Linked DNA regions of Homo sapiens: region 2 is linked to region 1. The links are chromatin contacts, found by Hi-C or POLR2A ChIA-PET in ENCODE. All regions are on one chromosome and are shown on one strand. Each heading gives the region's core, a stretch centred on a gene start or an enhancer-like site at or near the end of the contact. The rest is flanking DNA. Distances are from core to core; before and after follow the strand shown.

Region 1 (3,845 bases), core at 68-2,567:
AAACAAGTCATTCCAAAATGGTGGATTCTGTGGTATTTATCTTCTGTTTGTGGAACATTTACAATACAAAAAAAAAAAAAAAAAAAACCCATGTTCTACATCATTCCCACAAAGTCTTCTATTTGCCGAAAGAAAATATATCATTGTGTAGAAGAAAACTAGAGGAAAAACAGAGGTATGTGATTAACATGCTCGATTTTTTTTTATATACACAGATTTATTTCAGAACACTTTGAGACATATCCTAATATTTAACATTGAAAAACCTGAACAAATACCCATTTTAGCATATATTTCTTCTTCAAAATTTACTTCCGTATGAGAGGGGGGATAAAAGACAATACAACCGAAAGCAAGACACTAAGAAAGAAAATTGCATATCTGGGAAGGATGAAAAAGAATGCATGAGATGGCAACAACCCATCCAATGTGAAACTATTTATCAGGCCAAAAGTCAGCTATCTTCCCATAGGAAGTTGTAGGGGGGAAGCATTGGCAAATCTTATCTTCCGAGGGAGATAGACGGTCCCTAGAGTAACAACAACTCCATCAAGTTTTCACTGAACAGTTTCCAGATAAATAATGTCTTTCCACAAATAATCTGCTCTCGAAAGGCAGCCCCCAGACATGAGAAGCAGGAGGAATGGCTAAGGGCTGTGGAATTTTCTGAACATGAACAGTGAAGAATGTAAGTCTTTGTAACTGAGGAATGAGATCATTTTGAAAAATAAATGTCTAGAACCAGGGCTATTGCACAAGTAGGCACGTTTTCAGGGCCTCAGAAAAATGCATTCTCAAGATTAATCTTTACATCTGTTTCCAGAGTCCTCATTCAAAAGTTGACACTTTTGTACAAAGAACACCCTAGTGCTGACTGTGACAAGCAGGCAGCATTGCCAGCGATTTACCAGCAACTCATAAATCTGTGGGAAATACTCCACATATAGTCCTGCCACCCTCACTAAACCCTTGCAACCTCTCCTTGCCCCTGAAATTTGGAGGCTTAGAGCACAGAGAGAAAATAAAAGCAATATAAAGTGTGAGAAGAAAGTAGCCTAATATATAAAATAAAAGACAAAAGCAGACTGGATTATGCCAGCAAGCCATCTGCACAGCTGAAGGCTTCTTCAGGCAAAAAAAGGCTCCACTGTTCCTGAATCAATTGCTTCCTATTCACAGGCTCACTGTATAGGGCTAAATTCAAAATGGCTCTCGGGAAATTCTTGCCAATCCTGTGGTCTGATTTTAGGCTCTATTTTTCCCTTTCTTTTAAAGACCCGAGGATGTAAGTATGTATTAGTGCTGTAAACTTGCCAGCATTCACTGGAATGAGTCAAAGGACCTGGCATTAAATCACAGGGATTTGAGTTGCTAATAAATACAGCAGGCCCCATCCATTGTTGATTAATTCTGACTGAAACCTAAACACCAAACAACAAACACTCTTCTGAACTGCTCTGGTACCCATTAGTTTGATGTGTTTATTAGACAGGGCTGTGTTCTTTCAAGTTTATTAACAACAGATTAAAAAACTGCAAACAAATCTAGGTTTCTTTTTATGATTTAAAAGTGTGGGTACCATTTACTAATGTTTTTAGGGTTAACTGTAAATCCAAACAAGGCTGAAAAAATTATGTCAAACTAAGATCTTGGTACAAAGTATGAATAGTTACTGTCAATGTGCACCTTCCATTATTCAAACAGTTAAAATTTCTATTTTATTTTTTAGAATTGTCATGTTTTTTAAATGCATCCTTGAACAGAGCCTTAAGCAGTATCATAGGTTGAAAAATAAAGTTTTTTCAAGTAATATGATTGATTGCGTACTTTTAAAGATTACAGAAGTTAATAAGACATTTTCATGGTATTTAATTATATTTACCATGTAGCAGAGTTCCTGTACATTTATTCTGATTGGGTCAACTAGCACATATCCATAGAATGTGTGGTATATTATCTATTAGCAGTGCATCAAAGTAAAAAAAATTACAAGCAAATGCACACTGTGCAAAGATAATCAAAAGTGCCCCAGTATCAAGAATTCAAATCATCATATTACAAGCACAAATTTTCAAACCATTTGAATATATTAACCGTGACTATTAAAGTCTGGGTGAATCCTTAAAAATTTCCAAGGTGCATACTATTAACAAATTGGTAGAAGTCCTGAAAAGGCCCAAGAAGTCCTCAAAAAGGCCCAATTATTGCTATTTCAAAGTCTTCAGTGGAAACAAAGATACGGAGACACATAAGTCATATTTACAGTTCCAGGAAAATTACCATAAAAGATATTTACCTTAATCTAAGCTACCTAAGCCTGCAAATCAATTGTACTGATTTAAAAACCATATATTTATATTCTATTAATAGGTTTTACAACTAAGTAAATTTTAAATACCATGTAATTTTAAGCACTTTTCTTTAAATAACGTGTGAAGAAGAAGAATTTTCATGTTTTGGCTAAACAGAAAACTTATTGTCAAATCTGGAGCCTTGGGAAATCCATCATGTCCCAAGGTCATATGAAGCAACATTTGGATTTGTAAAGCCTTCTATAAGTGCATCTGCTATTGCAGTCACAAAATATTCCAACCCAAATCTGTTACTGCAATATCTAAATTTTCCCCCGAGCTTCCCAGACCACCAGAGCTCAACTCAGCAACTCCAAAATTAAATCATTACCTCTTTTAATACTAAATCGTGTTTTCTTAATTTTAACAGCGTGTAAACTACCAAGCTTTTATTCCCTGTTTTTTCCATGAGCACACAAAAGCCACGCTAGTGAAGATCAGAAGACAAGTATAGCAGATTATAAATTTGATTGGCCCATTCAACCCAAAGATTACTACTATTACGGTGGTATTGGTGGTGATTACTATCATGAGACACGAGTAGTGTTTGACTTTATGACATCCACAAACAAATCCTCTTCACCAAAAGAGAGCATTATAAGCATTTCAAAAAACATATGGTACGAAAAATATAGCATTGTGTCGAAAATGGTGAAGACCTAGATACTTCATTAAAAAAAAAAAAGTAATGTTGCCCCTAGTACATGCTCCCACGAATAATTAGTTGATTGAGAATAGAAAAGAGGAGATAAGTGAGGTAGAGAGGAGGGCAGGGGAAGAGGGCATGGGGAAGGAACAGAAGTATGTTAAAGCTTATTACAGTAACATGAATCAAATAATGTTTTCAATCAATGATAGTTGGTTAAAACTAAAAGAATAAGAGAATAAATAACATGTATTACCAATAATTAATGACTAATTATTCCACTTCTATTTATTAGAGAATAAGCACTTTATAAAACTAAACTTTGCATTGTTAATTTTTTGAAGACTAGATTGAGATAATTAGCATCTTGTTATCTTTCGAGATAGAAAAAGAAAATAGAGAATTTGATGGGAAATTCATCTAGTTTTCTTTGATACTATTTGAAACACAATTTCTTAGTCAGAAAACTAAATGATGTTTTGGATTAACATCTCAGGCCTTTAATAATGTAGCCCTGTACAAAATTCTTTTTTCCTATAATGCCCAGAGATGCTCTGATTTCCCATGCATGTGGTTTTGGCCTCATCCTTTGTCTTTCATAGAATCTATCCCCTCTCTATCCATCTGTCAACATTAGACCCACTCTCCAAAGTCTATCTCAAAGGCACCAAGGTTAAGAAATAGAATATAAGGTAAGAGGTGGCAACCTTGTTCTGGAAATAGATCTAACTGAAGAAAGAAAGCAATCATTACATACACCAGAATATTTCAAAGTTGTGGGTAGAATTTCCTCCTAAAATTACACTTAAAGTGAGAATATTATGAATCTCATTTCTCTCAGTTGAAAA
Region 2 (3,891 bases), core at 526-3,025, 50 kb before region 1:
AGAACCTTCACTGTCTAACCTTTTTCTGACGTCTAGTCATTGCCATTTCCTAGCCTACATCTGTTGATTTCGTTAGTGATGCTATAAGAGGACCTTTCTATGATTTTTCCTACTTCAGCTAAGCCCACTTCAGGAGCCCACAGACATAGGAGCCACACTGAGAAACCTATTCTCTTTTTACATACTTTGTGGTAGTCATCAGCAGATTACTTTTTCTCCCAAGTCCTCCCATTTCTGATATTAAATTTCTGAGGCCTGTACCCTTTCTCCAGTTACTTTTTTTTTTTTTTTTTTTTTTTTTTTGAGGCAGAGTCTCACTCTGTCGCCAGGCTGGAGTCTAGTGGCAGAATCTCAGCTCACTGCAACCTCCACCTCTCAGGTTGAAGCGATTCTCCTGCCTCAGCTTCCCAAATACTTGGGACTACAGGCATGCACCACCACACCCAGCTAATTTTTGTATTTTTAGTAGAGACGGGGTTTCACCATGTTGGCCAGCATGGTCTCGATCTCTTGACCTCGTGATCCGCCCACCTCAGCCTCCCAAAGTGCTGGGATTACTGGTGTGAGCCATCATGCCCGGCCTCAAATTACCTAAGTCTCAAGCCTGCAGCCATCTATCCACGTCTGCTGGACTACAGGCTGCTGCCTACATAAGGCCAACCCAGTCTCTACAGTGCTTTTTACAATAACCCACCATGAATTGCAGATGGAGCCCCAGCTCCTTCCATTGAGAGCAATGAGATGAGGAGAGGAAGAGGGCAATCTCTCAACAAGTCAAACATTACAGAGCTTTGAGAACGTTAAGAAGTCCAGCCTGCACTAGCACATTGTAATTTATTTTTTGCCTCATTCTGCCTACCTCAGACCTTCAACTCCTCACTTTTCACATATCTGGAGGCTAATCCCATGTGAGAAACACTTAGGAAAACAAGTGTGACAACTCTGCCTGAGTCCCAGAAAGAAAGCTCTCTCTGAAGGGGCCCTTCGGTTGTTTTCCCAGGTGACATGTTTAAGACTTGATCCCTGTTGTCTGAATTCCTTTCTCACCACACCCAAGGTCATTTTAATGAAAATTCCAAAGTCCAAGCCAAGAGGATAGAGTTGCTCTTAATCCTTCAGCAGTGCCGTCATTTGATCCCTAGACCCGCTGGGGTGATTATTGTGTGTCTGCAGAGCAGGGCTAAGCAGGCAGGAGGAGGAAGTGGCTGCCCCTGCAGGAGGCCTGTTTCTGGCCCTTGTTTCTGTGCTGGTGCTGCTGCTACCTCCCAATCCCTCCCACCACCCTTTCTCCCTAACATCTCAAGATAATGCTGATGCTCATGGCTGTTCTTCACCTTTTGCGGAAGTTCACTAATTCATTAACATTTTGTTAATATGATTCATTGTATTGACAAAGTTGAATCAGCAAGTTATTTAATTCCTGGTTTTTTTGCATGCTCAGAGGAGCTAAGGTTGTGTGTGGAACGTGCAATTATAATTCTTGACACCTTTACATCTGTGACTTAGCATTTCATCACAAGGTTTAAAACTTGTGTTGTAAAAGGAAATGGAAAATGTTAAGAAAAACTTGAGTGCTTTAAAAAAAATTCTTTAATTTGTTTTTATCTTCTCTCTAACTTCCTGAGTGATGAGAGAATGAAAGCGCTGACGACCAAATGTCTGGGATGTTTTGGGACCTCTCTGTCCCCTGGGCCAGATATGGGAACATTCTCCAGTGCTGCAAGGACTAATCATCAGGCTCTCTTGCTCCTCACTAATGACCAGGCAGAGCAGCAGCCCCTGCTTCCTGTCACGCTGAACTCTGGAGGCCACTGATTGCGGCCCGGCCAACCTGCCGCCAGCCTTCAGCAAACCTGCCAAAGTCATCTGTTTCGATATTTTCTTGCCTCTTGAGATTAAAGGGGTACATCCTTCCCCACACTGTCTGAAGAGAACAGAGGGGTACACTCTGCTTCAGGGTGTAAAATGGACTCCTTTCTTTTCAGACCCTGGAGGCAAACATGTCTAGGGAATAGCACTCTGACAGGAGAGACTTTACTTCTATTAAAATACTCAGGCTTAAAAAGACTAGAAGCTTTAAGAGAGTTTTGGAAATGGAAACTGTAAGTAAAGACAAGATTTGAGGCATGACCATCATAAATAATGTCTCTAACATGCTCTTTTTTTTTCACCAAATATAAGCGTGCTTAGGAAATATAAAAATGAATCTGATTATTTTTTTCATAGGAATGATACCACATCAACTTTTAGTCCCTACACCTATACCTCTTTCTCCTTCCCTTAACATCCGGAATTTTCTCTCACAGGCTCTGTTCAGCTCTACCGGGGAGACAGGAAGAGATTAGGTAATGATCTGCTGCTGAAACAGCTCCCATAGCCTGGTGGCATGTAGTTCCCCTTCTGTTCTTCAAGACTGGCTGTAGGGAGCATCCCTGGATTTTGACTCTCAAAAGGCATGGTTAAACAGAATAGGAGTCTACTTCAAGTTGCTATGGATGATGTGTTTGAACTTCTTGATTTATTAAGATGTATTCCTAACTTCCTTAAGAAACAAGTGAGAAATTTTAGCTATTATTCTAATTCCTGTGAAAAGAAAAGAAAGAAGAAAAACAATGTATTATTTAGAAGGCCTACCAAGAGCCCAAAAGCTCGTTATCCCAAAAGACAATCTATAAACTTCACTGCCTAGCCCTGGCCTGGATCTGCACATGTGCACACACAGACATGCAGAACAGTGAAGTCACTTCAACTATAGCACTGCTGCTATTTCAGGAAAGCCAAAATAATCCTCTTCGTATAATTGTTGGCACCCAAATAACCTCATAAATAATAACAATAAAATGTTTTAACATTCCTACAGTTTTCAAATCCCACATTAACTCATAGGGTCCTCCAAAAACCCTGTGAGATGTGATTTTACTTACCTCTTTTTACAGAGAGGGACCTGAGGTTCAAGAAGGTACAGAAAATAAGAAAATGCAGCAGGGAGCAGAACCCAGGGCTTCTGACTCTGAATCCACAGTCAGATTCTAGTCTTGCATCTGTGATTACTCAACGGCCTGGTATACATTGGATATTGAATCTAAGTCTTTGATTCCTTTATTGCAAAAAGGATGAGAAGGAGAAGGAAGTAGACAAAGGTTGGACCAGTTGATATTTAAAGACTGTTAGTTTCCACAGTTCCATAAATCCAAAAGCCTTTTTAGGATATTTGAGTGGCCATGGCCTCTTCTCTGATTTCTTGAGAGCAATCAATAACGGCTTTTAGCCTCTTCTTTGTGTAAGGGAGAAGTCAACTGAAGTTACAGTGACCTTGAGATTTCCATCAAATCAGCAAATGCACATCTAATAAGAAGGCTGTTGCTCTTCTGAAAATCTCTGCAAATCTGTGTGGTATATGCCCTACAGTCTACATCAAGTTTTCTGTACCCACTGAAATCTAGACTTTAGCCTCAAGCAGCTGCTATTTTCACTCTTCCAATGAGGACTCTGATGTACCTGTGTCCCCTCTTTCCTCTACCCTACAAAGAACACTCAAGGAAGGCATTGGAGTATCTATTTAGCAGATTATACTGAAGTTTTTTCAGCAAGGGAGGTGGCATCAGAGCCCTTTACATTAATATTCATTTTGACACTTCTTAAAAGTACTCTACCACCCCAGCCCACATGGCTTTCTCATTGGCTGGCACGTCTCTAGAAACCCTTTGCCTGCTGTCCTGCTGCTCAGACCTTCCAGCACCACCATATGCAGGGGAGGAGGGAATGGAAGCCTAACCTTTTTTATTTAAAGGCAATAACAAGGAAACTTTCTAAATAAAAAGCCATCATCTCCAGCCATAGGAGCTTTCCTCCTCTAGGGGCAGAAATAGCTGTAATCAGTTGTGTTTTTAA

Evidence for each region. A loop is a pair of places that touch in the nucleus more often than their neighbours do. ChIA-PET counts read pairs that join two places held with the same protein, here RNA polymerase II (POLR2A). Pooled maps may share reads with other maps.
Region 2: a map with no recorded cell type shows a loop between it and region 1 (1.9-fold over the local background). The contact joins two enhancer-like sites. A Hi-C loop is called at or near these places in 1 of 168 maps with a recorded cell type or tissue (gastrocnemius medialis), 1 of 37 single-sample maps with no recorded cell type and 1 of 50 pooled maps. POLR2A ChIA-PET finds 5 or more read pairs at or near these places in 3 of 52 experiments (MCF 10A, activated T-cell and activated naive CD4-positive, alpha-beta T cell).

The regions. Positions count from the first base shown.
Region 1 is chr4:123,697,448-123,701,292 of GRCh38, reverse strand. The region is part of intron 3 of LINC01091 (long intergenic non-protein coding RNA 1091); the gene reads right to left. Among named protein-coding and RNA genes, the nearest start is that of LINC01091, 49 kb to the right of the region's middle. Within about 2 kb of position 1,317, at least 5 of the 41 ENCODE cell types and tissues checked have a DNase peak (open chromatin) inside an H3K27ac peak, as active enhancers do.
Region 2 is chr4:123,747,460-123,751,350 of GRCh38, reverse strand. The region is part of intron 3 of LINC01091 (long intergenic non-protein coding RNA 1091); the gene reads right to left. Among named protein-coding and RNA genes, the nearest start is that of LINC01091, 99 kb to the right of the region's middle. RefSeq lists enhancers at 568-1,151, 1,152-1,735, 1,736-2,321. Within about 2 kb of position 1,775, at least 6 of the 41 ENCODE cell types and tissues checked have a DNase peak (open chromatin) inside an H3K27ac peak, as active enhancers do.